Linked DNA regions of Homo sapiens: region 1 is linked to region 2. A link is an interaction called in ENCODE POLR2A ChIA-PET data of the cell type or tissue named here. Cell type or tissue: Panc1. All regions are shown on one strand. Links, peaks and the distances in the headings refer to the core of each region. The heading gives the core; the rest is flanking DNA.

Evidence for each region. Peaks named below come from ENCODE experiments on the same cell type or tissue, not always from the same donor. Only the 100,000 strongest peaks of a DNase experiment are listed, where the experiment ranks them.
Region 1: POLR2A ChIA-PET joins it to region 2 with 5 read pairs; 2 of 35 experiments call an interaction of 5 or more read pairs at or near these places.

What each region holds. Positions count from the first base shown.
Region 1 is chr1:12,406,153-12,422,619 of GRCh38, reverse strand. VPS13D (vacuolar protein sorting 13 homolog D) reads right to left here. Exons shown (of 70, transcript NM_015378.4): 64 at 7,399-7,533; 65 at 5,793-5,960. It also overlaps the pseudogene LOC124904680. Among named protein-coding and RNA genes, the nearest start is that of SNORA59A, 93 kb to the left of the region's middle. In Panc1, for the core only: no CTCF peak of the experiment used is centred there; no DNase peak of the experiment used is centred there; H3K27ac peaks cover 195 bases.
Region 2 is chr1:12,728,099-12,744,565 of GRCh38, reverse strand. It overlaps LOC124904811 (small nucleolar RNA U13), which reads right to left and starts at 4,830; the gene lies at 4,727-4,830. It overlaps AADACL3 (arylacetamide deacetylase like 3), which reads right to left. Exons shown (of 4, transcript NM_001103170.3): 4 at 15,806-16,467. In Panc1, for the core only: no CTCF peak of the experiment used is centred there; no DNase peak of the experiment used is centred there; H3K27me3 peaks cover 1,276 bases.

The DNA of each region.
Region 1 (16,467 bases), core at 4,017-12,016, 320 kb after region 2:
CCCTGTTCCTACACCTTTTCCTACTAATGCTGTTTGTACCAAGAAATCATCTAAAAAATTAGATCTCTGTCAAATTCATAAAAAACAAAACTGATTTAAGACAATGAAACAATGGCTAAAACAACATAGAATAAAATGCATTAACTAAAAAGTGGCAGAAAACTCACATCTCCTTGACAAAAATTTGATCTGCAGAATTTGAGCTGGGAAATTTGGGCCTGGTAGAAATAAATACCACAAAGCAAAAGAGAAAACTACCATACAACTATAAAAGTTATTAGTAAAATTAACATGTAGCAAACAATGAACAATGAATTCTAATTTACATGAATAGCAAATAACCACTATGAAAATAATTTGTTAAGAACACGACAAATTATGAAAATATCTGTATTCATAAACACAGAATCAAAACAAACATGGGATCAAAAAGGTACCCAGAATCAAAAGCATCCTATATTGACTTGATAAAGACATACTGAAGGGGATGAGGCTGGGCGCAGTGGCTCAAGTGTGTAATCTCAGCACTTTGGGAGGCCAAGGAGGGCAGATCACTTGAGGTCAGGAGTTCAAGACCAGCCTGGCCAACATGGTGAAACCCCATCTCTACTAAAAATACAAATTAGTCGAGCATGGTGGCACATGCTTGTAATCCTTGTAATCTCTGCTACTCTGGAGGCTGAGGTGGGAGGATCGCTTGAACCCAGGAGGGCAGAGAGTTCAGTGAGCCGAGATTGCACCACTGCACTCCAGCCTGGGCGATAGAGTGAGACTGTCTCAAAAAAAGGGGGATGGAAAGTAGGACAGAATGAGCAGAGGTTTCATTAGTGATGACTGAAAGTGCTTCTCTCCTTTGCTGGAAGAAATTAAGTATGCTGTTGGCTTTCTTCCCTTAGGAAGACCAGATAACAACGGTGCAGAGCAAACACAGTTTCTACAGGGGCAGAAAAGACAGTGGGATCATTTGCTCTATTGTTAATATCTGAGATTTTGTTAATTTAAGAAGTACTTTATTTATTTTGTTGAGGATAGCTATGTATGTGAAAATATCACACAAGAATGAAGGTAAAAATGAAGCTAGAGTCTATAAGAGAGGAAATTTCATCAATAGGGGGCCCTCCCAGTTCTCTGCCTTTAAAAGATGTTAGAGTGTCTTGCAGATATTCTTCACATGACACACAACTAGAAGAAAGTATACTTTTTGCAACTCATGCTGCAGAAAGAAACTTTCTCCTCTGACATGGGTTTGGAATATGAAATGCTGTCATTTTCTTAAATAAATCACATTCAGAGAAGACCTTCCAGAAGCGATTGCCTTGCCATGACCTCAGGAATGGGATCAGATCTTTGAAGTTCCGCTAAGGGCTAGAGTCATCTTGCCAAGACCCAGGCAGGGGAGTCATGGGTTAGATGCTCACAATTTGGTGGCTAAGACTTAAATCTTACATTTGAATCCATATGCTGATTTCTAGCGTTGGGAGATGAGAAAGAAAGGCAAAGAGAAATAACTGAGATAAAAGGGCATAGGTTATTTCCTACTTATATTTCCTTGAAGCCAGTATTAAATAAATTAAACAACAGAGATGAAATGAGACGTTTCTTTTGCAGGAACGCTCTGGGGGGAGAAAAAAGAAATGAGAAATTCCACAAGTGGATACACTATAGACCTGAAATTTAAAATTTGTGCATCTATCCACAGATGACTAAACCCTACAGGTCTATTATCTTCTTATGTGACAGAATGAATTCCTTTTAACTCCTCACTGGGTTTCATATACTTCATCTCTTTTGCTCCTCAGGCCAGTGTGACAGGGGGAGTTACCATCATCTTTTCATAAATGTTAAAAACAAATCTCTTAACAGAGGAAAAGATTATTTAAAGGTAGAAATACAATTAAAGTGCTGGCAATCCTGACTACCAGCCCCAAGCTCCCCTCAATGTACAAACGTATGTCTATAATAATGGCTTACAATCTTTGGAGGCAAGAATCTCTCCCTGAGGATACAAAAGAAACATTGGACCCTCATCCCAGAAAAATGCACATTTATACAATATTTACAATTAATTTAAGAGGTTTATGAACTTCTCCACTACACTCAAAGCCCATTCAACCAGGCTAAAGCCCTCTGGTCTTTGCAGTAAAGTGCAGTGCACTGGCAGGGGCTCAATGAGGTGCAGTTCTGTCCCCTCTGACCCTTTTTTAATCACTGGAACTCAGGCACTCTTTAAAGCAATAATTGACACAGGCCAACAGTTGATTCTTGTGGTCATTTGTACTTCCTCAAACTCCTCTGGTCTACACAGAGAAACAAATAAAACATTCCCCTAAAACAACTTTAAACGTTGATTTCAACCCACAAAACTACAAGAAAATGCACATCTTTAGTCCAACCACATACGTGCAGAATCACAGATGACCTGAATGGGTATTCAACTGATAGACCCATTTAGATCTACCATTTCCTATAAGAAGTGGTCATTTTGTGTTTATTTGCTTTCTCATCTTAGAGATATAACTAGTTTTTACATCTCTATAAACACCTAAGATTGCTGGTATCAAAATACAGTCATGTGCCAAATAACAATTTGGTCAACTACGGGCTGCATATACGACAATCCACCCATAAGATTATAATACCATACTTTTACTCTACCTTTTCTAGGTTTAGATATCTTTAACATGCTGTACAGTTTTGCGGCCTAGGAGCCGATAGCCGAGGTGTGGAATAGGCTGTATTCCATCTAGGTTTGTGTAAGTATACTCTATGATGTTCGCACAGCAATGAAATCACCTAGTAAAATGATTCTCAAAATGTATCCCTGATGTTAAGCAATGTGATATAGTATGGTGTTTGTCCCTCAAATCTCATGTTGAATTATAATCCCCAATGTTGGAGCTGGGACCTGGTGGGAGGTATGTGGATTACAAGGGTGGATTTCTTATGAATGGATTAGTACCATCCCCTTGGTGTTCATGATATTGAGCAAGTTCTCATGAGATCTGGCTGTTTAAAAGTATGTAGCACCTCCCCCTTCTTTCCCTTGCTCCCACTCCTGCCATGTGAGACACCTGCTTCACCTTCCACCATGATTGGAAGCTTCCTAAGACTTCGCCAGAAGCAGATGCTGGCATCATGCCTCCTGTACAGCCTGCACAACCATGAGTCAATTAAACCTCTTTTCTTATAAATTACCCAGTCTCAGGTATTTCTTTAGAGCAAAGCAAGAATGGACTAATACACAATCTATGCCTGTAAATTACATAGCAATCCCCTCAGCTGCAGCCTGTGGCTCCAATACTAGTAGCTTATTAAAGGCAAGACAACTATATGAAGGAACCCAACCCCATGGGAAGGGAAGTTCCCATACCAGAGGACTCGTTCCCTGGAAAGCAATACCCTTATATAAATCTGGCAACATACAAAGCATGATACCAAATCAAATGTATTATCACTGCCCCCAGGCCTTCATATAGATCCAGGATGAGGGTGGGGGTAGGGAGGACACTGCCCTTTCTTTCTGCCTAAGTTATAATCTCATGCTGACCCTCAAGCTTCAAAAACAGTTTTTCAGGGAAAACAGAAAAACCAGGAAACAAACGAGACTTCCACAAACCAAGGAGAATAAAGGGCCAATCCTTTCACTAGGATGTTGCCAGGAGACCCTGGAGAAACTCCTAGGAGGTCTCTCCTGTTGAGATGTCACAGGCACTTGAACAGCTTCTTCATTCTTAACCCAGTGAACTATGGAGGTTCCTAAGAGTCAAACTGGCCCTGATGGGGTTTGACTCTCCTACTCTCAGTGTCCCAGACCCTCCTTCTCTGTAGTTCATAATAGATTGGTTTTCATTTCAAGAGCACTAATGGCTTCCTGGTGGCTCAAGTCTCCATGCAAATACTACAGTCAAAGTAATGACCTATTTATCTTCTTCACTCTGTATTTTTCAAAATTTTTGTAACGTCATACCTTATTTTGTTCTCACAATAAACCTGTAAAGTAGGTGCATTTCTATTCCACAGTGAGGAAGTCCTATTGTTAAATCATAAGCATCTTCATTTTTAAAATTATGGTAAAGCCCAGGGTACAAAAACAAAGAAATTATAAAACCAAGAAGACTTTCTTATGTCAATTAGAATTCAATAAAGTTAATAAAATTTAATAAAATATGTTAACTGGGCATTTACAACTAAATATTTAAGTTCATTCATTTATATCAAGTCCAAGAGCTAAAGCAAGAAGAGTGAGGGATCTGTGTTACCACTATGAGGTTTTATGATGCGTGAGGGGTAAGGGAACATGGGAGTGTGAGAAAGGATTCAAGGCAGAAAAGTACACGCTAGTTCAGACTTTGAACCTGAGTCTCACCACTTTCAAACCATGAGTGGGAAAGTCTCTCTAAAAGACTGTTGCTGTCTGGGTACAGTGGCTCACACCTGTAATCCCAGCACTTTGGAAGGCCGAGGTTGGTGGATCACTTGAGGTCAGGAGTTCGAGACCAGCCTGGCCAAATGGCAAAACTCCGTCTCTACTAAAAAATACAAAAAATCAATGGGGTGTGGTGCCGGGCACCTGTAATCCCAGCTACTTGGGAGGCTGAGGCAGGAGAGTTGCTTGAACTCGGGAGGCAGAGGTTGTAGTGAGCAGAGATCACACCATTGCACTCCAGTCTGGGCGACAGACCAAGACTCTGTCGCGAAAAAGAAAAGAAAAAAGAAAAAGAAAAGACTGTTGCTTATTTTGAACCACAAGCCAAACAGTACACTTTAGTCTGGTTCAATAATCCTACAGAACTGATCTGACCAATCTATCATCCCTAGAAAATAGTTTGGGGAAAAAAGAATAAATTCTCAGCTTTCACACATTATTAACGAGAACACCATACCACAGAGAAATGCTATTCAACTCGACTCTCTTACCTCCTCTTCAAGATACATTTCTACGCGGTGCCACAAAGATCTCTTTGGTAAAGCTACTTTTATGTCATATCACCCTGTGGCGCAAGTACACCTGTGATCTCACTACAAAAATGCTCTCTCCACAGTAAATAAGCAGAGAGTACAGGTGTTTCCTCCAAATGAGTTCATTCATGAAAAAGCCAGTCTCTACAAGAAAAGTGTGTTGAGATGAAAGGAAGAGAAAAAAAGCAGAGCTCTTTGGAGGGCTGTATGTCAAATAGCAACTACCTTCAACTCGCTTCACCTTTTCCAGCTTCGCATATAATCAATTCCTGCCAGAAAATACAGAGTGAACTAAGAAAATGTCCACGAATTAAGATGTCAGTGAACAAACCAGTCAACTAGCTGCAAGATACTGGAGAATGACATCACTGTCCATCTGCTGCTGGTTTCAGGTGGCTTAAAAGGTTGTTGTCATTATAGAAGGCTGTACTTCAGCTTGGACTTTCCCTGTAAACTGTGGGCAATAACTGGTAGATCTCAGGCAGGAGAATGGCACAATCCAGTGAGTTCATTCTGGTGGCACAGTGAAAGGTGTAGGGGTCATCGTGAAAGGTCCAGGGTGCTGGGGGCTATTGCAGTGACCCAGGTAAGACATACGCAATGCCTGGACTAAGGCAGTGGCAACGGAGAGGAAGGAGGAAGAGGTATTTCAGAGGTGGACTCAGTGCACCTGGTGGCAGGTGACTGGAGGTGAGGAAAAGGCAAGGCATGTGGGCAATGAAGCAAAAGCCATGAATATAACTTTTCACAGCCCATTAACTATAAAAGAAATTGTAGTACTGTAGAGGACTCGTGAGGTTAATTATAATGGAATTTCACCTCTATTTCCTTACCTTGGCAGCAGAGTTTGATACTCCGTGTGTAACATTTCTGATGAGGCCCCCGACATTTCCATATTTTATCAGTCCAGTAACCCCTTCAGAAACATCATTCAAAAGCCCCATAGGATTGCCAAGAAAATCCACTGATCCCAGGATTCGAGCTGCCTGGCTGAGGAGTTCCTGCCAAATGGAACAGGAAGAGAAAAGTCCAATCAGCATCTACTTATATTTGCAGATACCAGTGTCCCAAGCGAAGAGCTTAGAAATCTATTTTGTTCTCCATTCTCATTACTACAAGTAACGAGATTAAAAGCTTTTAATCTTCATCAACTGCAAAATAATCTCCTGTCCTTTCAGGAGCACCACCTAAGCTTCTCCCAATACACATATCCCAATACACATACTCTTCCAAGCCAGTTAGAAGAATAAAAATAGCTATGAAACAGGAAGCATTCTTATGAGTATTTGCTACTATATACATCATACTCTCCTTTTCATCATGCCTACAAATAGAGAAGTAATCACCAGCAGGGAGAATTACAAAAGGAAAGTGAGGAAGAGAGGTAGATTTACAGTTCCTCTCATAAGCTGTGGTGTGGGTGGGGGGCCTGAAGAAGGCATGGAGAGACTTATCAAGCAAACCTCCACTGTTTCTTTCTCTGAAGCAGGGTCTCAGTCACACAGGCTGAGGTGAGGTGGCATCACCGTGGCTCACTGCAGCCTTGACCTCCTGGGCTCAAGCAGTCCTCCTACCTCAGCCTCCCGTAGCTGGGACTACAGGCAAGACCTCTACAACCAGCTAATCTTTTTTTTCTATATTTTGTAGAGATGGGGTCTCAATATGTTGCCTAGGCTGGTCTTGAACTCCTGAGCTCAAGTGATCCTCCTGCCTTGGCCTCCCACCAAGTACTCGGATTACAGGTGTGAGCCACCATGACTGGCCCCTCCACTCTTTCTGTACTTCCAATTGCCTGATCCCAGGTTCCAGTGATATCTGCTGTATCACTTTCCTTAGTTAGGTGGAAATATCACCAATTAGGATAGTCAAAAAAGGAAACGGGGAATGGAGAAAAGGAAGTGAGAATAAAATATATTTTAACTTTGAAAGCTATTAAATTTGATACGATCTTGACCTATCTATTCATTGAAGATTATGCCTTGCCTTTACTTTTTGATCTTTGCAGTCTGGATAATAAATACAAAATGGAAAATGTCCAAGGTGATTTAAAAAATTTCAAGTTCAACCCAAATGCAGGATCCCACAGACTCTAAGAACATGGGTGTAGTTGCTGAAAGAAGGCCCATGCCTGGTAAATAAAAACATTATTTTGTTATTATTAAAGCATCAACTAAACCATTAAGAGTCATGATTAATCTAGCAGGAACCCCTCAGACTAGCTCTGAGGGATGAAACTAACAGCTCATAGGTCAAATGTACTATCTCAGGATTTTCATGACACATACGGGCTTCTTGGGAAGTGACCTGACCCGTAACACAACAGAGTTGAAATGTTTAACTGGGTTCTCAATAGTAATGCCTTAGTAACCAAAATTCCCAAACAACTAAAACAAACATTCTGCTTATGCTCCAGCCAATGATTACTTCTCCAAGCCTCACCTCCTGGAAATGTTTGAGGATATCATTGATGATGAACTCCTTGGTCTCATAGGGATGTACCCGAGTGAATGGATCTAGATTAATCACAGCGTCTTCAAACCGTATCAAAGGAAACCCCAAGGTGCTTTTTAGGGCCTAATTAGGGAAGAAAGGAAATGACATACTTAAGTCATATGATGGCCTTCTGTGATACTATAATTCTAGATTCCATTAAAGCTACAAGTCATGTTAACTTTCGAATGAGGGTCAGGTTTTGATGTTTATAAATAAGGATTTTCCCTATAACTATAAAAGTAAAATACTAGGGAAAAATACATATATAGACAGACATATATCACCCAAGTCACATGTATCACACAGAAATAAACACTATCAGTTTGTGTCATAATTCCTTTTAGTCTGTTTTGTATCTGTTTGTCATGTTTTACTTTTTGACTGATGTAAACCACACACACAGAAAAGTATACTAATCAAATGTATAGTTCAAAACCCAAATGATTTTTCCCAAAGTGAACACAATAATGTAACCACCACCAGATCAGAAAGCAGACTGTTATCCCCATCTTGGAAGCAGCCCACTCACCATGAGCATGCTCCCACTCCCTCCTCCTTCCTCCCCAAAGACAACCACAGTGATGACATCTATCACTACAGGTAAGTTCTTCTGCTTTAAACTGCATATAAATGGAATCATCAGTATGCACTTCGTTGTAGGTGGCTTCTCATAGACAACATTACATATGGGGGTTTCCTAGATTGTTGCATATAGCTGTAGTTTGTTAACGTCCATTGCCATATAAATACTCCATTGCAAGAATAAAACAATGTATTTAACCACCATTGTTGATGAAAAGTTCAAAAGTTGGGTTGTTTCAGGCTTTTTGATATTATGAATAATGCTGCTATAAACAACATTAGACATGTCTATGGCAGACTAGATAACAGGTTCTCACTCTGTTGTCCTGGCTGGAATGCAGTGGCACAATCACAGCTCACTGCGGCCTTGACCTCCTGGGCTCACGCGATCCTCCCACCTCAGCCTCCTTAGCAGGTGAGGCTACATGTGCAAACTACCATGCCCAGCTAATTTTTGTATTTTTTGTAGAGAAGGGTTTTCACCATGTTGCCCAGGCTGGTCTCAAACACCTGGGCTCAAGCAATCCGCCTGCCTTGGCATCCCAAAGTGCTGCGATTACAGCTGTGAACCACTGCTCCCTGCCTAGCTATGTCTTTTGGGGCACATTTATGCATTTTTCTTGGACATATACCTGGGAGTGGAACTGGGTCATAAAGAATGTACATGCACAATCTTAATATATTCTGCCAAACAGTTTTCCAAAGTGGTCAAACCAGTTTATGCTCCATTCAGCAGTCTACAAGATCCCTTGCTATTCTACACCCTCATCAACACTTGGTATAGATCGTTTAAAAAAAAAAAAAAAGATATTCTGGCTAGGAGTGGTGGCTCATGCCTGTAATCCCAGCACTTTGGGAAGCTGAGGTGGGAGGATCGCTTGAGGCCAGAAGTTCAAGACCAGCCTGGGTGAAGAAGTAAGACCTTGTCTCTACAAAAAGTTTAAAAATTAACTGGGCATGGTGGCGTGCGCCTGTAGTCTCAGCCATTCAGGAGGCTGGAGGAGGAGGATCACTTGGACTTTGAAGGTCAAGGCCACACTAAGCTGAGATCATGCCACTGTACTTAGCCTGGGTGACAGAGTAAGACCCTGCCTCACTCTTTCTTTCTCAAAAACAGAAAACAAAGTCTCTGTTGCCCAGGCTGGAGTACAGTGGCGGGATCTTGGCTCACTGCAGCCTGGACCTCCTGGGCTCAAGTGATCCTCCTGCCTCAGCCTCCCCCTACAGGTACATACCACCACGCCCAGCTGATTTTTTTTTTTTTTATTTTGGAGAGACAGGGTCTCACTTTGTTGCTCAACTCCTGGCCTCAAGTGATCCACCCATCTCAGCCTCCCAAAGTGCTGGGATTACCGTGGCTGACCCTGTCACTTAAAACAAACAACGACCAAAAACAAAAACAAACAAACAAACAAAAAAACACCCAGAAAATCTGAACAGTGTGTAATGGTATCTCAGCATAGTTTTGACAGATAAACTGATGGGTGTGTAATGGTACCTCAGCGTAGTCTCTTTTCAGTTGAGAAGTGAGATTAAGCAACTTTTAAATGCATAAGCCATTTGGATATCTTTTTGTGAAGTGCTTATTGAAGTATTTTGCTCATTTTTGTAGTGAGTTCATGTTTTTTATTTCTTACTGCTTTGTAGGAGTTCTTATATATTCTGTATACCAAGTCCTCTGTTGAACAGATGTGTTGCAAATATCTTCTTCCATTCTGTGACTTATCTTACTACTCTTTAAATGGTGTCTTTTAATGATCAGACAGTCTTAATTTTAAGGAAATCTGCCTTATCAATATTTTCTTATATGGTAAGAGCTTTCTGTGTCCTGGTTAAGAAATTTTTGTCTACACCAAGGTCATAAAGATATTCCCACGTTTACTTATACAAGTTTTATTGTTTTACTCTTCACACCTAGATTTTATTTATGCTCCACCTAGAATTTATTTTTATGTACGGTAGGAGGGAGTGGCCAAGATTCATTTTTTTCTGATAAATATTGAACTAAGTAATATTTACTGAAAAGGTCATCCGTTCCACTACCGCAGTATGGCATAAATGCTGTCAAAAGTCACGTGATGGTATTATACATCCATTTCTGGATTCTCTCTTCTGTTTCACTTTGCTCTGCTTTCTACTAATGCCACACTGTCTTAATTACTGTAGTCTTGTAATAATTTCTGAAATCGAATAGTGTAAGCTCTCCCCAACTTTGTACTTTTTCTCCAGGGTTACCTTAGCTGCTCTTTGCGCTTTTCAACTGCAGAGAAATTTTAGAATCAGCTTGTCAATTTGCTTCCAAAAAAACTGCTGGAATTTTCATCAGGACTGTACTGAATCTACAGATCAATTTGAGGAGCAACGACAACTTTACCGAATCTTCCAACTTATCGACATGGTATGTCCCTTCATCTATGTGGGTCTTTAATTTTTCACAATAATGTTTAATTGTTTTCTGTGTAGAGGTCTTATACGTCTTTGGTTGGGTTTATTCTTAGATACTGTGGTAGATTTAAAATGACCACATATTCTTTGCATCTTCTGTCAAGTGGTGAAGTCTATGTTCCCTCCACCTGAATCTTCACTAGCCTTGTGATTTGCTTCAGCCAATAGGATGCGAGAGATATAATAATGTGTGACCTTTGAGCCTGAGCCTCAAGAGAGCTTGGAGCTTCTGCACTGCCTGTTTTGATGCTTCCACCACGTGAAGAAGCTGGGAGTAGCTTCCTTGAAGATGGGAGACCATGTGGAAAGGGGTTCTGCTGACAGCCAGCACCAATCCGCTGGACATGAGACTGAGGTCATCTCATACCATTTAATCGCGTTTAACTGCCAGGTGAGTGCAGCCATATGAACAACCACTGGTGAGACCAGCAGAAGAAACACCCAGCTAGGTCTAGTCCAAATTATTAACCCACAGAATTGTAAACAAATAAGATGGTGGTTGTTTTAAACCACTGCAATTTGGCGTCATTTGTTACACAATAATAGATAATGATACAGTAGTTAATGTTTTCTTTCTCTCCCTCCCTCCCTCCCTCCTCTTCCCTCTCATCTCTCTCTCCTCCTCCCCCTTCTCTCTATCCCTCCCTCCTTCCTTCCTTCCTTCCATTTTTGTAGAGACAGGGTCTCCCTATGATGCCCAGGCTGGCCCTGAACTCCTGGGCTCAAGTGATCCTCCCACCTAGGCCTCCCAAAGTGCTGGGATTACAGGTGTAAGCCACCACACCCAGACCTGTTTTCTTAATAGCCTCCAAATTTTTCTTTTCTCTGTTATTATTGCTGACATGTAGAAATATAACTGTTTTCTATACTGTCTCTAGTGACCTTACTAAATTTACTTATTCTAATAACTAATCTGAAAATACTTTTAGATTTTCTAGTAAACGATCGTGTTTTCTACAAATAACGAACTTTTTATTTTCCTTTCCAGCTCCTATGCCTTTTACTTCTTTTTCAAAAAGATCATCCTTGACTTATTTTACTGGCTGAACTCCCGTGTAACGGTGAAAGAAGTGGTGATAATGGGTATCTTTCCTTTATCTCAAGAAAAAGCTTTTACTATCTCACCAATTAGTATGATGTTTGTTGTAGCTTTTTACCAGATAGACCTAAACAGATGAAAGCAGTTATCTTCTATTTTTAGCTTGCTGAATTTTTACTGTAGATGGATGTTAAAGTTTGTCAAACAGCTTTTATGCATTTTTAAATAATCATATTCTATTTTATCGTGTTGATGTGGTAAAATACCAAATTTATCTGCAAATGTGAAACTGAATGTGCATTCCAGGAAAAAATCCAATTTGGTTATATTAGCCTTCTTACATATTTCTGTTTTTGATTTACTAATATTTTGTTCAGATTTCTTTCTTCTATATTCATGAAAAAGTGCTGGTCTATAATTTTCCCTTATTATTTGATAATTTTTTTAAAAAAATTATAGTTTTCTGGTAAACTTCTTAGATACCTTCATAGTATTTTAAATTCTCTGTCTAAAAATACCAACATCCAGTTTATCTATGGTTCTGTTTCTAGTGTTTGTTTTTTCTCTTGGTCTCATCTCATCTTGGCCTGGTAATTTGTGACTGAATGCAACATTTTGTATGAAAACTTACAGAGACTTTGGATGAGTTTTTAGCTTCTGGTAGGCAGTTAGAGTAAGAAGCATAATGCCTAAATCAACCAGGGTTTGGGTTTTCTCAAGGCTGTGTTTCAGTCTTTATCTAAGTTCTGGTGTGTTTTAGTCCTTATGAGGCCTGGTGTAGTCCTTTAGCAGTCTCAACGAAAACCAATGCCATTCCTCCACTTTTAATCTCCCTAGTACCACAAAACTGCTTAGAAGACTGTTTAAGTTCTTCAGCCTCTTAGCTGCCACTTTTTGCTTGATTTCTCTCAGACTGTGTCACTTAGAAATCATCAAATATCTCAAGAAAGAAAGTACCTCAGATTATTGGGGTTTGTTTTCTGCCTGTCCCTTCTCTGTAAGATATTAGCCCTTCAATTACCAGCTCTCTTAGTAGCAATGAAGTCTAAGTTTTGCTTTGCTAGCCCCATGAGACTGCCAAAAGCTTTACTTGCATTCTCTGCCTGTTGGCAGCTGCTTTCTGCTTGGCTTCTTCACCTTTCTCCCCACACTGCTTACAAATCAGAAAAAGTCTCAAGAATAAAAGCAAAATAAATGTTGGGCTCACCTTACTGAGTTTCTCTCCTCTCATAAATCTTGAACTCTCCAGTCCTGGCTGTTTTGGTAGCTTTCCAATGGCTTCACATGGACACTCCCCAACCCCGCCCCCACGATCTGTCTTTTCTTGAAGTTCTCAACTAGCCTGGGTCTGCTATAAGCTGGTTAACAATCTCTGGATATGGGTCTATTTTCTGATTATATCTTTATTTAAAATGATTGATATTTCAAGGTGTTTACAAGGCATGCCAAATACTCTTCCTTACCGAATATAAAAACACTTTTTCATGCTAATATTACCAGTAAATCTCTGATTCACTTGGAATTTATCCTTACATAAAGTGTCAAGAATAAATCTAATTTTATATTTTTTCTATTGTGATTTAGTCTAATAGCACTATTGAAAAGTCTATATACTCCCCACTGAATTAAAGTCTCTTTATTATATATTAAAATTTCATGTGCAACTTAATGACATTTCTATTCTGTTTTCTTACTTATAATCTTTTTGCATGTGTCTTCTGAGACTGCCTTAAATTATTTTGGAACAAGAATACATTTAATTGAAATTCAATCATATAATGGAAGAAAGGGTGAAATTTTTTAAAACCATAGAGAAGGGAAAACTTTTTTGTGACTCAAAATTCAGATTCAAGACTATGCTTTCAGGGATCATTTCTACAGTTTGTTACTAGAGAATTTCTCTGAACATGTAGTTTTCAAAAAAAAATTAGATTCAAAACAGCAAAAGACTAATAAATTTGACAACATAAAAATAAACAGCTCTTGTATAATTAAACACAAACACACACACACACACGCCAAAAGCAAAGTAAAAAGACAAAAAGCTGAAGAAAAAATACTTGCAACTTTCATCAAAGACATAACTTTTAGAAAGAGCTTCTAAAATTAGAAGAGATAAAAGGCCTGACAGAAAAATAGACAAGTGACATAACCAGACAGTTCACAGAGAAAAATCTGGACCTTTAACATACAGATCAGGAAAAGAAGAAGTAGAATAAACGAAAACAGAAATAGGCAGAGAAGCAACAGAGCAAGAGGAGAACCAGAAAGGACAGATGTCAAGAACAGGGAAGTCAGCAATGTCAAAATGGCAGAGGATGCTACAAAGATAAGGCTAGAGAGAAAGGTCACTGGACTTGGTGCCTTGGGAAGTCACTGATAACCTCCTGCTAAGTAATTTCAGAATATTTTAGAGATTAATAGCAACCTCAAGTTGAGCTGGGCCCAGCGGCTCATGCCTGTAATCCCAGCACTTTGGGAGGCTGAGGTGGGCAGATAACTTGAGCCCAGGAGTTTGAGACCAGCCTGGGCAACATGGTAAAACTCTGTCTCTACAAAAAAATACAAAAATTAGCCAGGCATGGTGGCACGCACCTATAATCCCAGCTACCTGGGATGCTGAGGTGAGAGGATCATCTGAGCCCAGGAGGTTGAGGCTGCAGTAAGCTGTGATCATGCCACTGCACTTCAGCCTGACAGAGTGAGACCCTGTCTTCCCCACCCCGCAAAAAAGTCCAACATCAAGTTAATTCAGCCTAACTCTCCCTCTCTCTCTCTCTCTCTTTGGTATAAATAAAACAAGAAATGTTAAGTGGATGGCCTAAAGTCATATGGCTAGCTACTTGATTTTAGACTTGAATATGTGCATTTTCACAATAGCAACTACCTATTAGGTAGAAAGCATGAAAGCCAGAATGGAGGGTATTATTTCTCCTGAAAAATGTTCTGCTATTCATTCACCCATGCCTCACCCCACCTCATGGTGAGTGATGATAAAGTACGTGAGCAGGCCTTATTTTCCTCATTTCACTGTCGGAGAAACTGAGTGAACGTTCAGTAAGCTCAACTGCTTTGCTTAGAGTCATAAAATAAACACGCTGGGAAAACAGGGTACTGACAATCAGTTCAGCACTCTGTTTTGCCAATACTACTTTGAGCGTTACTTTATTCTCAGAGAAGAGAAAATGAGATCAAAACAAAGGCTTAAGGTAAAAAGCTTTTATACCCCAACTTTGTCCTTGCAACCAAATATTAAAGAAGAACCACACAAAGTAGCAAAGACTTTGAAACCTCTACTGAAATGTCAAAACCTTCATCATAGACACTATTACCTTTCCGAATGACTAAGGTGCTTGGTCTGAATCGAGGAAATATTCTGGCCCTTAAGTAAAAGTTATCCTTACCTAGTCATTTACTGCTTTTGGGACTCCACATTTGAAAAAGCTGAGATACAGCCCAGTGGTATGAATTATTCTGCCACCTTCAGGTTAATCTGGACAGTCAAAGTCGAGATGAGGGAACGAGCCAAACAGGGCTTATTCTTGTAGTAACTAAATGACTAATCAAATACAGTAGTATACAAAGTTGATGCTTATTTACTCAAGCAGCAGACAGTTTCCTGTTATAAAATGGATTTTGGAGAAGGCAATCTTGTGTTCATAAGCTCCTAATAAAAATAGGAAACTGTCTATTTCTACCTCCCCACGCGAAAACTGCTGAAGTCTTCCAGAAACTTCATAGAGTTGAAAGAAGAAATACCTGTCTATATACCATAAGGTCTCAGATCCCAAGCTATTCCCTCGGCCATGTCCTTTCCTTTCTTAGTTTATCCTGCACTAAACAAAACTGTCTGGAATTCATTCTTTAAAGGTTTATTTATGGTACATAGAGACTGTTTATGTGAAGCAGGGTATTTGCCTATTTCCCTCTTGGGACAATGTTTAAAACTACAGGGATATTTCCCTCTCTGGCACTTTCTGAAATACAATTAACAATACTGGATCTTTTTTCCTTTTAACAAATCTGGTTTTTATTTAGGGAGGGGAGGAAAAAAGTAAAGGGTCTGAAGTTTCCCAACAAATTATTTCAAGCCTTTGAGAAGACAGTTTTAGGCTTTTTAAATAGTGTCTTTGTTCGAAACTCCCCCTAACCCCCACCCTCTCACTCTGACCATTAAAATGTGGGTTTTCTTCCAAACTAGATTGCTCAATTAAAGCCCTTCTTTTGTAATACCCCAATGCTCTAAATGGAAAAAGGACTGCTGTAGGCCACCTCATGAAACCGTTTAAAGGCTCCTGGCCTCTTTTGATCTTTAAAAAAAGCCAAAAACACGTATAAACTACCTGGCATTTTCAGTATCACTCGGCCACTTTCTAACACGCAAACTTGAGAGAATGGAGAGAATGGGGAGTCAGGCAGGAATGCTGTGCTTTGGTCTCTGCATTTGTGAAATGGGACTATTATCTCCCCATTCTTCCACCGCAGAGTAAGGAATCCAATTGAGATAGCAGATGTGAAACTGCTTTCAGTCCTTTTGAACAGACACTATATCTGGCAACAATGTACCCTCAGTGTAAACCTGAAGAGACTTCCCTCTGAGATTTCTGACAGTCTCACTTCTGGCCTGGAGTCAGAAGAATCAAGATAATTATTCCTTCAATACCAAAGACGTGGTTTACCTTTTAGTCAGGCTCTCGTGACTCCTGTTCAGGGACAGGACTCCATTTTCTAAGCACACACTTTTAGCCATTATATATTCATCTAAAAGAGCATAGTACCCTTCTAAGAGCTACTAATAAAGGCATATTACTCTGTTAGAAAACTCTTTGAATAAATGACATTATTTTATGAGTCCCAGACTCCACTAGGAGACTCAAGACACAGTAAAATGTGACTCCCACAAGCTGAGAATTTAACTCTTTAGTCCCAATTCCCCGCACCCTGCTGGA
Region 2 (16,467 bases), core at 4,385-12,384:
CTTGCTTTTCTTTATATGCTTACTGCCAAAGTATGCTCTTAAACAATAATGTTCAGTTTTGCCTGTTTGGGGACTTTCATATAGTTTCAATCCTATAGTATGCAATGAGTCTGATTTCCCCAGTGGGGTTAATATTTTTAAGATTCACGCATTTTGCATGTAACCATGGTTGCTGTGACTGTTTTATACATGACAGTCATTGGAAAGACCACCAGCATGGCTAAATAGTAAAAAGAAGAGCTTTAATGGCGATAGCAGTTTGCAAACTGCACAGAGAGACAGTCTCCAGCATGGATCAGAGGTACTCTCTCTTCCAAGAGAGGAAGGACAGGTTGGGTTTCATGCTTCACAAGGCCTGTGTTTATATATATTCAGCAGGTTTGGGGGGAAGCTATACATACTTATGAGTGGAACTGAGCACATACACAATGGAAAAACATGTATGTAACATACATCTTTCCTAAACAATAATGTTTAGCTTTGCGTGTTTGTGGACTACATATAAATGGAATCCTATCGTATGTATTTACTCAAGTCTAGCTTGTTTTCCCCAATATTGTTAATGTGTTTAAGATTCACCCATGTTGCACATAGACATGGCTGCTATGACTGTTTTGTACATGATCGTCATCCGAAAGACCACCAGGGTGGCTGAATAGCAGGACAGCTTTATTGGTGATACCGGTTTGCAAAGTGTGGGCCAGGTTTTAATATTAAATGAGGTGGAATTTGGTTCTTTATGTCAAAAGGTGAAATATAGGACACAAAGAGAGTTTGTGCACAGCCTCTATAAGCTGGCTGAAACTGGCTTTAGGTCTGCAATAACTTGCCAGAAAAGAATGTTTGTAAGGCCAGTCCTCTGTCCAATCAGAGTTGTAGTGGCCTAGGTTGTAAATCAGCCTGAGGGGCCCTATTATTAGGGAGTTTAGCAAGGGTCTTTTTTCCTATAGCCACAGAAGATTAGAAATTTGCCATGCTGAGACCGAGCACGGTGGCTCATGCCTATAATCTCAGCACTTTGGGAGGCCAAGGCAGGTAGATTGCTTGAGCCCAGGTGTTCGAGACAAGCCTGGACCACATGATGAAACCCTGTCTCTACAAAATACACAAAAATTAGCCAGGTGTGGTGGTGTATGACTGTGGTACCAGCTACACGGGAGGCTGATGTGGGAGGATTCCTTAAGCCCAAGAGGTAGAGATTGCAGTGAGCCATCATCTTGCCACTGCACTCCAGCCTGGGTGACAGAACAAGACTTTGTCTCAAAAAAAAAAATTATCAGGCCAGCCAAGCTCTGAACCCTCAACCTGTAGGTAGCTTTTGTTTCCTTAGCCTTAGGGTCTTAGTTGATACAGGGGCGTCTATTTTGGTCTCTCAGATCACATGATACGTATATCCTGGTGCTCAAATATAGCCATTTCTCTAGGGCAGTGGGTCTTAAGCATTTTGGCCTTGGGACCTCTTAATCTCATAAAAATTATTGAGGACTCAGAGGGCTTTTTAAATGTGGATTATATTAGTGGTGCTGGAGCCAGGTAGCACCTGCTCATGAGAGCCAGTTTCGATCTCTTCCCAATCCCATGCTCTATGAAGTCACATTGGTAGCTTGACATCAGTCGCAGTGGGAATATTTACACCACAGAATTGGCAAAGGCTACATATCAGGCTGCTGGGTTTTTTTTCCCAGAAAATGAGTTTGTCAACATGTTACTGGTTATATTCATCAATGTTTACCATATTAGAAATTAAAACAGTCTGGGCACAGTGGCTCATGTGTGTAAACCCAGCATTTCGGGAGGCCAAGGCAGGAGAATTACTTGAGCCCCAGGAGCTCAAGACCAGCCTGGGCAACGTGGTGAAGCTCCATTTCTTAAAAAAATATATACACAAAAAATAGCCAGGCGTGGTAATGCACGCCTGTAGTCCCAGCTACTAAGGAGGCTGAGATGGGAGGATCCCTTGAGCCCAGGAGTTTGAGGCTACAGGGAGCTACGATCATGCCACTGCACTCCAGCCTGGGTGACAGAGAAAGACCCTGTCTCAAAAAAAGAAAGAAAGAAATTAAAACAGAAATTTAAAATATATTTATTAATTTCCAAATAACAAAAAAAAACTCATTTCATGTTAACATAATTAATTTTTTAATAAAGATTAAATCCATTTTCCAAAACAAAAAATTTGAATAAATTTTTTGCCCATTGGTGATTTTGGTGGTCATCTGGAAAATATTGCTTTACTAAGCTGTGTAGCTCTTCCAAACTATACAATATTTTTAAAAAGCACACTTGCTGCTGGTTACAGTGGCTCACACCTTGTAATACCAGCACTTTGGGAGGCTGAGGCGAGCAGATCACTTGAGCCCAGGAGTTCAAGATCAGCCTGGGCAACATGACAAAACTCCATCTTTACAAACAAATACAAAAATTAGCCAGGCGTGGTGATGCACAGTTGTAGTCCCAGCTACTGGGAGAGTGAGGTAGGAGGATGGCCTGAGCCCAGGAGGTCAAGGCTACAGTAAGCAGCGATTGCACCACTGCACTCTAGCCTGGGCAACAAAGTGAGACCCTGTCTCAAAAAAGAAAAAATCACATTTGCTAACATCATTACTGATATGGTCAGAAAAGCATTGAACTATTAGGAAGTTGTTAAGCTCACAGCGGTGGACGCAAGCTTTCCAAAATTCTAGTTCTAGTTTGAAAGCTCAAAATTTTGTTATTGGCAACAATTAATCTCAGTTGTTTTCCTTGAAGCGACAGACTTACCTCATTCATTTTCAAGGAAACATCAAGAGAACATTTCATCGGGAGGCTGAGACAGGAGAATTGCTCAAACCTGGGAGGCGAAGTTTGCTGTGAGCCGAGATCGCACCACAGCTCCAGCCTAGGCAACAGAGTGAGACTCCGTCTCAAAAAAAAAAAAAAAAAAAAAAAAAATTCAAATTTAAATAATCATGGTTTGTCTGTGAATAATCATGGTCTGTCAAGTAAAAATGGTGTTTCATTTAAAAAAAAAAAAAGCCTGGCTAATTAATTCAGGTCACAACTCAATAATCCACACAAATGCTCTTTCTCAAGACAGCCCTCACCCTTGGATGTGCAACGTCAGTGCCTTATTTGTATCTCTTTCCCATTTCATCACACAGAGTGCTAAAAAGGCATTTGCTCAGGGTCAAGATTTGATCAAATAACTGTTACTTCTTCATCAAAGGACATTCTTAAGTGAACTTAATTTTTTTGTTTAAACTGTGAGTGTGTGGCAGTGAAGAATAAAGGATACTAATATAATTAATGGCACGGCCTTGATTCGTTCACAGGTGCCAGCAATTTTACCCACAAATGCTTTTGCACCATCAAAGTAAGCACTGTGGACCAGGCGCAGTGGCTCGCACCTGTAATTCCAGCACTTTGGGAGGCCGAGGCAGGTGGATCACCTGAGGTCAGGAGTTCGAGAACAGCCTGGCCAACATGGTGAAACCCTGTATCTACTCATAATACAAAAATTAGCCAGAGGGTGGTGGTGCACGCCTCCTCAGCTACTTGGGAGGCTGAGGCAGGAGAATCACTTGAACCAGGAGGTAAAGGTTGCAGTGAGCCAAGATCGTGCCATTGTACTCCAGCCTGGGTGACAAGAGCGAAATTCTGTCTCAAAAAAAAAAAAAAAAAAAAAAAGCACTGTAGAAAAGGGCAAATAACAAGTTAGTATTATTATGAAAATTGTCGGCTGGGCACGGTGGCTCACACCTGTAATCCCAACACTTTGGGAGGCCGAGGCGAGCGGATCACGAGGTCAGGAGTTCAAGACCAGCCTGGCCAACATAGTGAAAGCCCATCTCTACTAAAAATACAAAAAATTAGCCAGGCATTGTGGCGGGCACCTGTAATCCCAGCTACTCGGGAGGCTGAGGAAAGAGAATTGCTTGAACCCGGGAGGTGGAGGTTGCAGTGAGCCGAGATCGCACCATTGCCTCCAGCCTGGGCAACAAGAGCGAGACTCCATCTCAAAAAAAAAAGTAAAAGAAAAAAAAGAAAATTGTTTTGACCCTCCAGGCCCCTTGAAAGGGACTTGGGACCTCCAAGCATCTGTGGGTCTCACTTTGAAACCCACTGCTCTAGAATAAATACGTAGGAGTGGAATTGCTACATCAGAGAGTGCATATGTGTCTCCAGCTGTACTAGATAATGCCAATTATTTTCCAGAGAGTAGTATCAATTTACATTCCCACCATGAGTGTACGGGTGTTTCCATTGCTCCACACCTTCCGGAACTTTTTCAGCATCCCAAACAGAAACTCTGTACCAATTAAGCTGTAACTCCCCATTCTCCCCTTCTCCTAAACCCCTGGTATTCTCTCTTCTCCTTTGTCTCTGTGAATTTGCCTGGTCTAGGTATCTCATATAAGTGGAATCATATAATACTTGTCCTCCTGTGTCAGTTTTCTTGCATTGAGATAATGTTGTCAAGATTCATCTATGTTGTAGCATGTATCAGAACTGCATTCCTCTTTAGGCTGGATGGTATTTCCGTTGTATGTATTTAACACATTGTTTATCCATTCATCTGGTGATGGACATTTGATGTGTTTTCACCTTCTGGCTTTTGTAAATATAATCCTGGTATGAACACTAGTATACAAGTAGCTGTTTGAATCCCTGCCTTCAGTTCTTTGGGTTTATACCTAGGATGAAATTGGCACCACAAAACTGCTTTCTTCTCTCTTTTTTTTTTCCAGGTCAGATGGGTAATGTGCTGACGTCATAACAAGGTTCGAGGGTGGTACATCTCACACACATACATGAACACCCAATCATCAGGTTCACGAACCACAAAAGCATCTGTTTTCCACAGCATCTGCATCATTTCTCATTCCCACCAGCAGAGCACGAGGGTTCCCATTTCTCTGCCTCCTCACCAACACTTGTTATTTTCCAGTTTTTAAACAATAACCAGCCTCGTGGGTGTGAAGTGGTATGTCATTGTGAATTTAATTTCCCCTAATGACTAATGGTATTGAGCATCTTGTCATGTGCTCATTGGCCATTTATAGATCTACTTTAGAGAAATGTCTATTCAAGTCCTTTGCCCATTGTTTTGTTTTGCTTCATTTTTTATTTTAGGTTCAAGGGGTGAATGTGCAGGTTTTTACACGCATGTATTGCAAGATCCTAGAGCTTGGGCTTCTAATGATCCTGCCACCCAAGTAGTGAACATAGTACCCAATAGGGAGTTTTCAACGCTTGCCCTCCTTCTCCCTCCCCACTTTTGGAATCCCTGGTGTCCACTGTTCCCGTGTTTGTGCCCATGTGTCCCCAGTGTTGAGCTCCCACTTATGAGTGAGAACATGTGGTTTTTGGTTTTCTGTTTCTGCATTAATTCACTTAGGATAATGGCCCCCAGCTGCATCTATGTTGCCACATTGTACATGATTTCATTCCTTTTTCTGGCTGTGTAGTATTCCATAATGTATATGTACCAATTTTCTTTTCTTGTCTTTTCAGAGACAGGGTCTCACTCTGTCACTTAGGCTGAAGTGCAGTGACATGATCACAGCTCATTGCAGCCTCAACTTCCCAGGCTCAAGCAATCCCCCTATCTCAGCCTCCTGAGTAGCTGGGACTGCAGGTGCATACCACCACACCTGGCTAATTTTTGTATTTTTGGTAGAGACGAGGTTTCATCATGTTGCCCAGGCTGGTCTCGAGCTCCTAGGCTCAAGTGATCTGCCCACCTTGGCCTCCCAAAGTGCTGGGATTACAGGCGTGTGCCCCTGCACCCAGCCTGTACCACATTTCCTTTATCCAAGCCACACCATTGAGGGGCACCAGGGTTGATTCCATGTCTTTGCTGTTGTAAATAGTGCCGCAATACACATACAGGTATAGGTGTCTTTTTGGTAGAAGGGTTTATTTTCCTTTGGGTAAATACTTAGTAATGCGATTGTTAGGTCTAACTGTAATTCTATTTTTAGTTCTTTGCCTTTGCTCATTTTTAAATCAGGTTTTGTGTGTGTGTGTGTGGCTGAGTGTTACTTCTTCCTTGAATATTACATAAATCAAGCCATCTGGGCCAAGAGGTTTCTGTTTGGTCTTGTTTTTGTTGGAAGGCTTTTCTATTTTAGATTCACTATCTTTATTAGGTACAAAATTACGTAGGTTTTCTGTTTCCTTTCCCAGTTTTGGTAAGTTGTATTTTTCTAGGAATTTATACGTTGCACCTAAATTTTCAAAATTTTTGACATATGTTGCTCATAATGTCTTCTTATTATCTTTTTATATCTCTAGGGCCTGTATTAAAGTTCCCTTTATGCCTAATATTTACTATTTATGGCTTTTCTCTTTTACTTTATTGGTCTCACCAGATATTACCAATTTTATCCGTCTTTTCCAAGAGCCAAAACATGGCATGGTTGATCATCTCTATTGTGTGATTGTTTTATTTTAGAAATTTTCCTTTAAAGATATAAAAAATAATTTAAAAAATAAAAGTAAATAAAAAATACTTTTAAAAACTTTATTTTTTTCATTATCTTCCTTATATTTTCTTTGGATTTGTTTTACTATCAGTTTTCTAGTTTTTTGAGATGGATGTTTAGTTCATTAATTTTCAGCCTTTATTCCTTTCTTCTATATGCTTTTAAGACTATAAATTCCCTTAATTGTTGTTTTAAGGATATAAATTCCCTTAACTATTATTTTTCTGCCTCCCATAGTGGACTAAACTATTTTCTATTACTTTAGTGTTTACCAAAGAAATTACCATGCACTCATGACTTAGCAAAGTCTAATCTTGGTTGATACTTTTACCCTCCTCCCAGAAAACTCAAGGACCTTAGAACAATTTAACTCTATTTGGTCCCTTCCAGATCTATATGCTATTATGTACTTTAATTCTCTCTCCTACATATTTTACATTACATGAGTTATTATTATTATCATTTTATAGTTAGCATTTACTTAGATTTGCCCACATATTTGCCATTTGCATTATTTTTTATTCCATTCTGCATCTCTGACCTCCCATCTGTGATCATTTCCCTTTTTCCTGAAGAACCCTTTAGAATTTCCTTTAAAGGAGTTCTGCTAGTGGCAAACTTCCTCAGTTTCTATTTATCTGAAAACATCTTTATTTCACTTTGATTCTGAAGGATATTTTCGGTGATGGTAGAATTCAAGTTTGGCAGTTACTTTTCTTCACACGTGGAATAAATTTTTCCACTGTTTCCTGACTGTCATTGTTGCTTCTGAGAAAACAAGTGTCAGTTTATTAATTCTTTTAAGGTATCTGGGCGATTATTTTGTTTTGTTTTGTTTTTAAGATTTTCTCTTTATCTTTGGTTTCCTGCAGCATTATTCTGATATATCTAGGTAGGAGTGGATTGCTTTACACTGCTTGCAATATGCTTCTTGGATTTATGGGTAAATGTCTTTCAATCATTTTAGGAAATTCTCAGCTATTATCTGTTCAAATATGGCTGCTGCCTCCTTTCTTTCCACTCTCCTTTTAGGAAAACAATTACATATTTGTTCTTTCTTATCACTGAATCCTCAATGCTTCTGGTCCCCTCTTCTGTATTTTCTATCCTTTTGTCTCTTCATGCTTGATTTCTTATAGTTTCTTCCGACCTAGATTCCAGTTTACATAACTTTTCTTCAGGTGTGTCTAAGGTGAAATCAAGCCTGTTAAAGCGAACTAAATATGGCCTGAGGAGGACTCTGTACTTCTCTGTTTGAGTCCTTGTAGACAAATCATAACCTAGCTTAATAGGCAGACAAGACTGAAAACCTAACGTAGGAGTATGCACCTGTAACAACAGCTGGGTCTTGGCCATTCCCAGAAGCCATATTTCAGCCATCCACAGGCTGCTGAGTGTTCAAACTGTGTTCAAATAAGGCAAAAGCCAACCTGTAACCAATCCAGCTGTTTCTGTACCTCACCTCCAATTTCTGTATGAAACATCCCCCCCGTTTTTTGTTTTTTGTTTTTTGTCTATAAATTTGTTCTCACCACAAGGCACCTCTGAAGTCTCTCTGAATCTGCTATGATTATGAGGGCTGCCCAATTTGTGAATCATTCACTGCTCAATTAAACTCCTTTAAGTTTAACTTGGCTGAAGTTTTTCTTTTGACAAGTCTATCTGTTGAATTTTTATTTTGTTTACTGTATTCTTCAGTTCTGGAATTTCTATTTGTTTCCTATATATACGTGTGTGTGTTTGTGTGTGTGTGTGTGTGTGTGTATTAATGCTATGTTATTTTTTCCATTTTAATTTTTTAAATTTCGTTTTGCCTTCTGAACTTTTAAATTACCAGTTTCAACTTCCTCAAATTTCAAATTTAGATTTTTATCTCCTTCAGCATAGTAAGCAGACCTCTTTTACAGAATTTGGATTTTTCTTTTCTTTTCTTATTTTTACTCTTGTTTCTGTGGGTTCTTACTTCTAGCTCTTTTCTTCTCACGTAGCTGGTATCTTAAAAATTCTTTGCAAAAACAATGTAAAGCCTAGAATGTTTCCTTCCTCCAGAGATGATTGCCATTTGCTTTTCCAAGCACCTGTGAACATTAGAAATTGGGCACCACTTTAATCCAATATATGGATTGGATTATGGAACACTTTAATCCAATCCCATTCACATTTTCAGTCACTGTATAATCACAATGCAATGTGCTCAGAACTATGATAAAGGAACTACAGTATGCTATGCAAGCCAGAAGGAGAAGACTATAAACCTGACTGGAGTAGGAAGGCTTACCGGAAATGCAAAGTCTAAAGTGGGACTCAAGGAGTGAATAATGAATTGACTTCTTCACTCCTCATCCACTATGACCTAGAAACACTTCTTAAAGATGGCAAATCAGTTTCAGGTTATTGCAATGGGAACCGAATGGTTGTAGGGTGGTGGATTTGGAACTCAGACCAACTTGGCTTCCAATTCCAGTTCTACCACTTACCAAGAAACTTTGAACAAGTTTCCTGGCCATGTCAACCTTGGTTTCCTGACCTATGAATTAGGAAGACATATTATATGCTTCATAACATGATGAGGATTCAATGAGATGTCACCTAAAAGCACCCGGTAAAATGTTTGTCACATAGAAAAGGTCAAAAAAATTGTCAATTCTTTCTTCTCTTTGTGCCTAAACCAAGTTTACTCTAGTAACAAAATTTATTCCTTTTCCTTCATTAGCAGAGTGTATTTGAAAATTTGGGGCAGAAGAATCCCAAGGGAAGTCATTCTAGATTCTCTTTGAATAGAGAATTCCTGCATACAAGACTAACTTCTTAACCCCACCAAGGGCTTTGCTGTGAGTCCAGTCAACAGCACTCCCTACCCCCTACAATTGAGTCTAACAAGCAGCATATACCTAATCACAACTTTCATTAAGTCAGCATGAACAACCCATTAGATATGATGATCCCCATTTCAAGGCAAGAAAACTGAGGGGCTGGGAGGTTAAATGTTGGGTCTCTGATTGGCTCCAGATCACGTGTTCTGCATCATTCTACCTCCTGGAGGGGCCTTGGGAATGCAGCAGCAACAAGTCCAAAATTTATCTCTTCCACATAAAATTAAAACTCCTCGGTTCTTTAGTGATGACAGCCAGGGAATTATTTCATAGTAATGGAGATAGAGCATTGAGTGTTTTTACTATGACTAGAAATGCTTTGAAACTGAACCCCAGGCACTGCCTTATCTGATTTAACCTTGTACAGCAATTTGCAAGACAGCCAGCTGCCATGTTGGAGCAGCGGTGCTCTTGTCAGGGAACCAAACAAGCTTTGGCAATCTGCATAACTAGGAACCAGTTTGCTGACTCTGACAACTTTTGCTTTGTTAAATGGAGGCAAGGATATTTGAGGCAAAAACCCACTAATGGTTTGAGTCAAGGAACTTTCCTTTTAAAATACAGATATACCGTACCAACTACTTCCCATCCTACAATTATCAAACCCATCAGTTTTCTTTTTGCTTTAGGGATTGGTTGTTACAATGTGACTACTTCCCTCCCAACTGAGATCTGATGATAAAAGGAAATGAAACAAGCATTTTGTTAGTATTTATCAACATTTAAGTTGTACCCTGCTAACAGTTCTTGGATCTATCACAGAGAATCACATGTGCAGAAGGAGATGTGTGCAGAAATGCTCACTACAAATTTGTTTGTCACATTGAGAAACTGAAAAACAGACCAAATGTGTCCAACAGTAGGGAATGGCTAAAAAGTGTAATATTGCCAAACTACAGAATACTATTCAGCAGCTAAAAAGAGTAAGGCAAATCTATTTTTCTCAGGCTGAATTTCTTAGATATACTATTGAGTGAAAACTCACTCCCACACAATAATAGTGGGAGACTTTAACACCCCACTGTCAATATTAGACAGATCAACGAGACAGAAAATTAACAAGGATATTCAGGACTTGAACTCAGCTCTGGCAGACCTAATAGACATCTACAGAACTCTCCACCCCAAATCAACAGAATATACACTCTTCTCAGCACCACATAGCACTTATTCTAAAATTGACCATATAATTGGAAGTAAAACACTCCTCAGCAAATGCAAAAGAACAGAAATCATAACAAACAGTCTCTCAGACCACAGTGCAATCAAATTAGAACTCAAGATTAAGAAATTCACTCAAAACCACACAACTACATGGAAACTAAACAATCTGCTCCTGAATGACTACTGGGTAAATAATGAAATTAAGGCAGAAATAAATAAGTTCATTGAAACCAATGAAAACAAAGACTCAATGTACCAGAATCTCTGGGACACAGCTGAAAGCAGTGTTTAGAGGGAAATTTATAGCACTAAATGCCCACAGGAGAAAGGGGGAAAGATCTAAAATCAACACTGTAACATCACAATTAAAAGAACTAGAGAAGCAAGAGCAAACAAATTCAAAAGCTAGCAGAAGACAAGAAATAACTAAGATCAGAGTAGACCTGAAGGACATAGAGACATAAAAAAACCCTTCAAAAAATCAATGAATCCAGGAGCTGATTTTTTGAAAAGATGAAAAAAGTAGACTGCTAGCCAGACTAATCAAGAAGGAAAGAGAGAAGAATCAAACAGATACAATAAAAAATGATAAAGGAGATATTACCACTGATTCCACAGAAATACAAACTACCATCTGAGAACACTATAAACACCTCTACTTAAATAAACTAGAAAATCTAGAAGAAAAGGATAAATTCTGGACACATACACCCTCCGAAGACTAAACCAGGAAGAAGTCAAATCCCTGAATAGAACAACAAAAAGTTCTGAAATTGAGGCAGTAATTAATAGCCTACCAACCAAAAAAAAAAAAAAAAGCCCAGGACCAGACAGATTCACAGCCAAATTCTAACAGAGATACAAAGAACAGCTGGTACCATTCCTTCTGAAACTATTCCAAACAGTACAAAAAGAGGGACTCCTCCCTAACTCATTTTATGAGGCCAGCATCATCCTGATACCAAAACCTGGCAGAGACACAACAAAAAAAGAAAAGTTCAGACTAATATCCCTGATGAACATCGATGTGAAAATCCTCAATAAAATACTGGCAAACCGAATCCAGCAGCACATCGAAAAGCTTATCCACCATGATCAAGTCAGCTTCATCCCTGGCATGCAAGACTGGTTCAACATATGCAAATCAATAAACATAATCCATCACATAAACAGAACCAAAGACAAAAACCACATAATTATCTCACTAGATGCAGAAAAGGCCTTCAATAAAATTAAACACCTCTTCATGCTAAAAACACTCAATAAACTAGATATTGATGGAACATATCTCAAAATGATGAGCTACTTATGACAAACCCATAGCCAATATCATACTGAATGGGCAAAAGCTGGAAGTATTCCTTTTAAAAAACCAACACAGGACAAGGATGCCCCCTCTCACCACTCCTATTCAGCATAGTATTGGAAGTTCTGGCCAGGGCAATCAGGCAAGAGAAAGAAATAAATGGCATTCAAACAGGAAGAGAGGAAGTCAAATTATCTCTGTTTGCAGATGACATAATTGTATAATTAGAAAACCCCATCATCTCAGACCAAAATCTCCTTAAGCTGATAAGCAACTTCAGCAAAGTCTCAGGATACAAAATCAATGTGCAAAAGCCCAGTCATTCCTATACACCAACAATAGACAAACAGAGACTCAAATCATGAGTGAACTCCCATTCACAATCGCTACAAAGAGAATAAAATACCTAGGAACACAACTTACAAGGGACCTGAGGATTTTTTCAAGGAGAACTACAAAGGACTGCTCAAGGAAATAAGAGAGGGCACAAACAAATAGAAAACATTCCATGCTCATGGATAGGAAGAATCAATATTGTGAAAATGGCCATACAGCCCCAAGTAATGTATAGATTCAATGCTATTCCCATCAAGCTACCATTGACTTCCTTCACAGAATTAGAAAAAACTACTTTAAATTTCATATGGAACCAAAAAGGAGCCCATATATCCAAGACAATCCTAAGCAAAAAGAACAAAGCTGGAGGCATGATGCTATCTGACTTCAAACTATACTACAAGGCTACAATAACCAAAACAGCATGATACTGGTACCAAAACAGACATGAAGACCAATGGAACAGAACAGAGGCCTCAGCAATAACACCACATGTCTACAACCATCTGATCTTTGACAAACCTGACAAACACAAGCAACGGGGAAAGGATTCCCTATTTAATCAATGGTGTTGGGGAAGCTGGCTAGCCATATGCAGAAAACTGAAACTGGACCCCTTCCTTACACCTTATACAAAAATTAACTCAAGATGAATTAAAGACTTAAACATGAGACCTAAAACCATAAAAACCCTAAAAGAAAACCTAGGCAATACCATTCAGGACACAGGCATGGGCAAAGACTTCATGACTAAAATACCAAAAGCAATTGCAACGAAAGCCAAAATTGACAAATGGGATCTAATTAAACTAAAGAGCTTCTGCTCAGCAAAAGAAACGATCATCAGAGTGAACAGGCAACCTACAGAATGCGAGAAAAATTTGCAATCTCTCCATCTGACAAAGGTCTAATATCCACACTCCACAAGGAACTTAAACAAATTTACAAGAAAAAAACAAACAACCTCATCAAAAAGTGGGTGAAGGATATGAACAGACACTTCTCAAAAGAAAACATTACGTGGCCAACAAACATGAAAAAAAGCTCACCATCACTGGTCATTAGAGAAATGCAAATCAAAACCACAATGAGATACCATCTCATGCCAGTTAGAATGGCAATTATTAAAAAGTCAAGTAACAACAGATGCTGGAGAGGATATGGAGAAATAGGAAAACTTTTACACTGTTGGTGGGAGTGTAAATTAGTTCAACCATTGTGGAAGACAGTGTGGCGATTCCTCAAGGATCTAGAACCAGAAATACCATTTGACCCAGCAATCCCATTACTGGGCATATACCTAAAGGATTATAAATCATTCTACTATAAAGACACATGGACACATATGTTTATTGCAGCACTATTTACAATAGCAAAGACTTGGAACCAACCCAGATGCCCATCAATGATAGACTGGATAAAGAAAATGTGGCACATATACACCATAGAATACTATGCAGCCATAAAAGAGGATAAGTTCATGTCCTTTGCAGGGACATGGATGAAGCTAGAAACCATCATTCTGAGCAAACTAACACAGGAACAGAAAACCAAACACCGCATTTCTCACTCACAAGTGGGAGTTGAACAATGAGAATACATGGACACAGAGAGGGGAACATCACACACCAGGGCCTGTCGGGGAGTGGGGGACAAGGGGAGGGATAGCATTAGGAGGGATTACAGGAGTGAGCCACTGCCCCTGGCCTTGTTTCCTTTCTTAAATTAAAAAAAAAAAAAATTTTAGAGACAGGTGTCTCACTATGTTGCAGAGGTTGTATTCAAATTCCTGGGTTCAAGCAATCCTCCCAACTCAGCCTCCTGAGTGGCTGGGGCCACAGCATGCACCACCATGCCTGGCTTGTGGTCAGTAATCTTGGTGTTACTACTGTAATTGTTTTGGTGCCACGAACCACACCCATATAAGACAGTGAACTTAATAAATGTTGTGTGTTCTGACTGCTCCACTGACTGACACCCTCCCATCTCTCTCCCTCCCTTAGGGCCTCCCTATTCCCTGAGATTTCAACAATATTGAAATTTGGCTAATTAATAACCCTACAAGGAACTGTAAATGTTCAGGTGAAAGGAAGAGTCACACATTTCTCACTTGAAATCAAAAGCTAGAAATGATTAAACTTAGTGAGGAAGGCATGTCAAAAGCTGAGACAGGCCAAAAGCTCTATCATTTACACCAGTTACCCAACTTGTGAATGCAAAGGAAATGTTCTTGAAGGAAATTAAAAGTGCTACTCCAGAGAAACATGATAGATAAGAAAGAAAAACAGCCTTATTGCTGACATGCAGGAAAATGTAATGATCTGAATAGGAGATCAAACCAGCCACAGCATTCCTGTAAACCAAAGCCTAATCCAGAGGAAGAGCCTAACTCTTTCATTCCATGAAGGCTGAGGGGGAAGTGAGGAAGCTAGCCAGGGTTTGGTTCAAGAGGTTGAAAGAAAGAAGTTGTCTCCATAACATAATCATAAAAGTGCAAGGTGAAGGAGAGCTGATGGGGAAGCTGCAGCAAGGTATCCAGGAGACTCAGCTAAGATGATTGATGAAGGTGATTACATGAAACAAAAGATTTTCATTGTAGATGAAACAGCCTTCTATGGGAAGAAGATGCCATCTAGGGCTTTCATAGCTAGAGAGAAGAAGTCAATGCCTGCCTTCAAAGCTTCAAAGAACAGGCTGACTCTCTTGTTAGGAGCTAATGCAGCTGGTGACTTTAAGTTGAAGCCAATGCTCATTTCCATTCCAAGAATGGGCCCTGAAAAATTATGCTAAATCTAGCCTCCCTGTGCTCTATAAATGGAACAAAGAAGCCTGGGTGCCAGCACATCTATTTACAGCATGGTTTACTAGATATTTTAAGCCCACTGTTGAGACCTACTGCTCAGAATAAAAGATTTCTTTGAAAATATTACTGCTTATTTACAAGACACTTGATAACCCAAGAACTCTGATGAAGATGTACAAGGTTAAAGTAGTGTTCATGCCTGCTGACACAACATCCCTTCTGCAGCCTGTGGATCAAGGAGTATTTTGACTTTCAAGTCCAATTATTTAAGAAATACAATTTGTAAGGCTATAGTTGTCATAGACAGTGAGTCCTCTTATGGACCTCAGCAAAGTAAACTGGAAAACTTCTAAAAAGAATTCACCATTCCAGATGCCATGAGGAACATTCATGATTTATGGGAGGTGGTCAAAATAACATCATTAACAGTTTGGAAGAAGTTGATTCCAACCCTTATGGATGACTTTGAGGGGTTCATGACTTCAGTGGAAGATGTAACTGCAGATGTGGTGGAAATAACAAGAGAACTAGAATTAGGAGTGGAGCCTGAAAATATGACTGAATTGCTTCAATCTCATGAATAAGTTGGCCAGATAAGGATTTGCTTCCTACAGATAAGCAAAAATCGTGGTTTCTTGAGATGGAATCTACTCTGGGTGAAAATGCTATGAACACTGTTGAAATGACAACAAAAGATTTAGAATACTACATAAACTTCATCGATAAAGTAGCATAGGGTTTGAGAGGACCACCTCCAGTTTTGAAAGAAATTCTACTGTGGGTAAAATGCTATTGAACAGCATCATCTGCTACAGAGAAATCTTTCATGAAAGGAAGAGTCCATTGATGTGGCAAATCCACTGTTGTCTTATTTTATTTTAAGAAATTGCCACAGCCTCCCCCACCTTCAGCAACCACCACCTGCAGCATCAACATCAAGGCAAGACCATCAACCAGCAAAAAGATTACGACAATTTAGACATTCCCATGAATGTAACATACACATCTTTGGAATGTGGGAGGAAGCTGGAGAACTCAGAGAAAACCCACGCAGACATGGGCAGAATGTGCAAACCCCACATAGAAAATAGTAGCCTAGGCTACTGCAATCACTGAAGGCTCAGATGATTGTTAGCATTTTTCAGCAACAAGGTATTTTTAAATTAAGGTATGTACATGCTTTTTAAAGACATAATGCTATTGCACACTTAATAAACTATAATATAGTGGAAATGTAACTTTTACATGCACTAAGGAAAGCAAAAAATTCATGTGACTTGCTTTATTGCTGTGGTCTGGAACTGAATCTGCAATATCCATAGGTATGTCTGTACCTACTCTGTAAGATTAATGTGAGGAACATAAGAGGTGGCAAATTTAAATGGTCCAGTACAGTGCCTAGCATGTAGCTGGCCCTGGGTGAACATTCATTCCTATCCCTTTTCCACTCAGTGAGTCTCGTGGATGTATTGCAGGAAGGATAGTGGTGATGTGGTAAAGGAGAGGAGTGGAGAATTT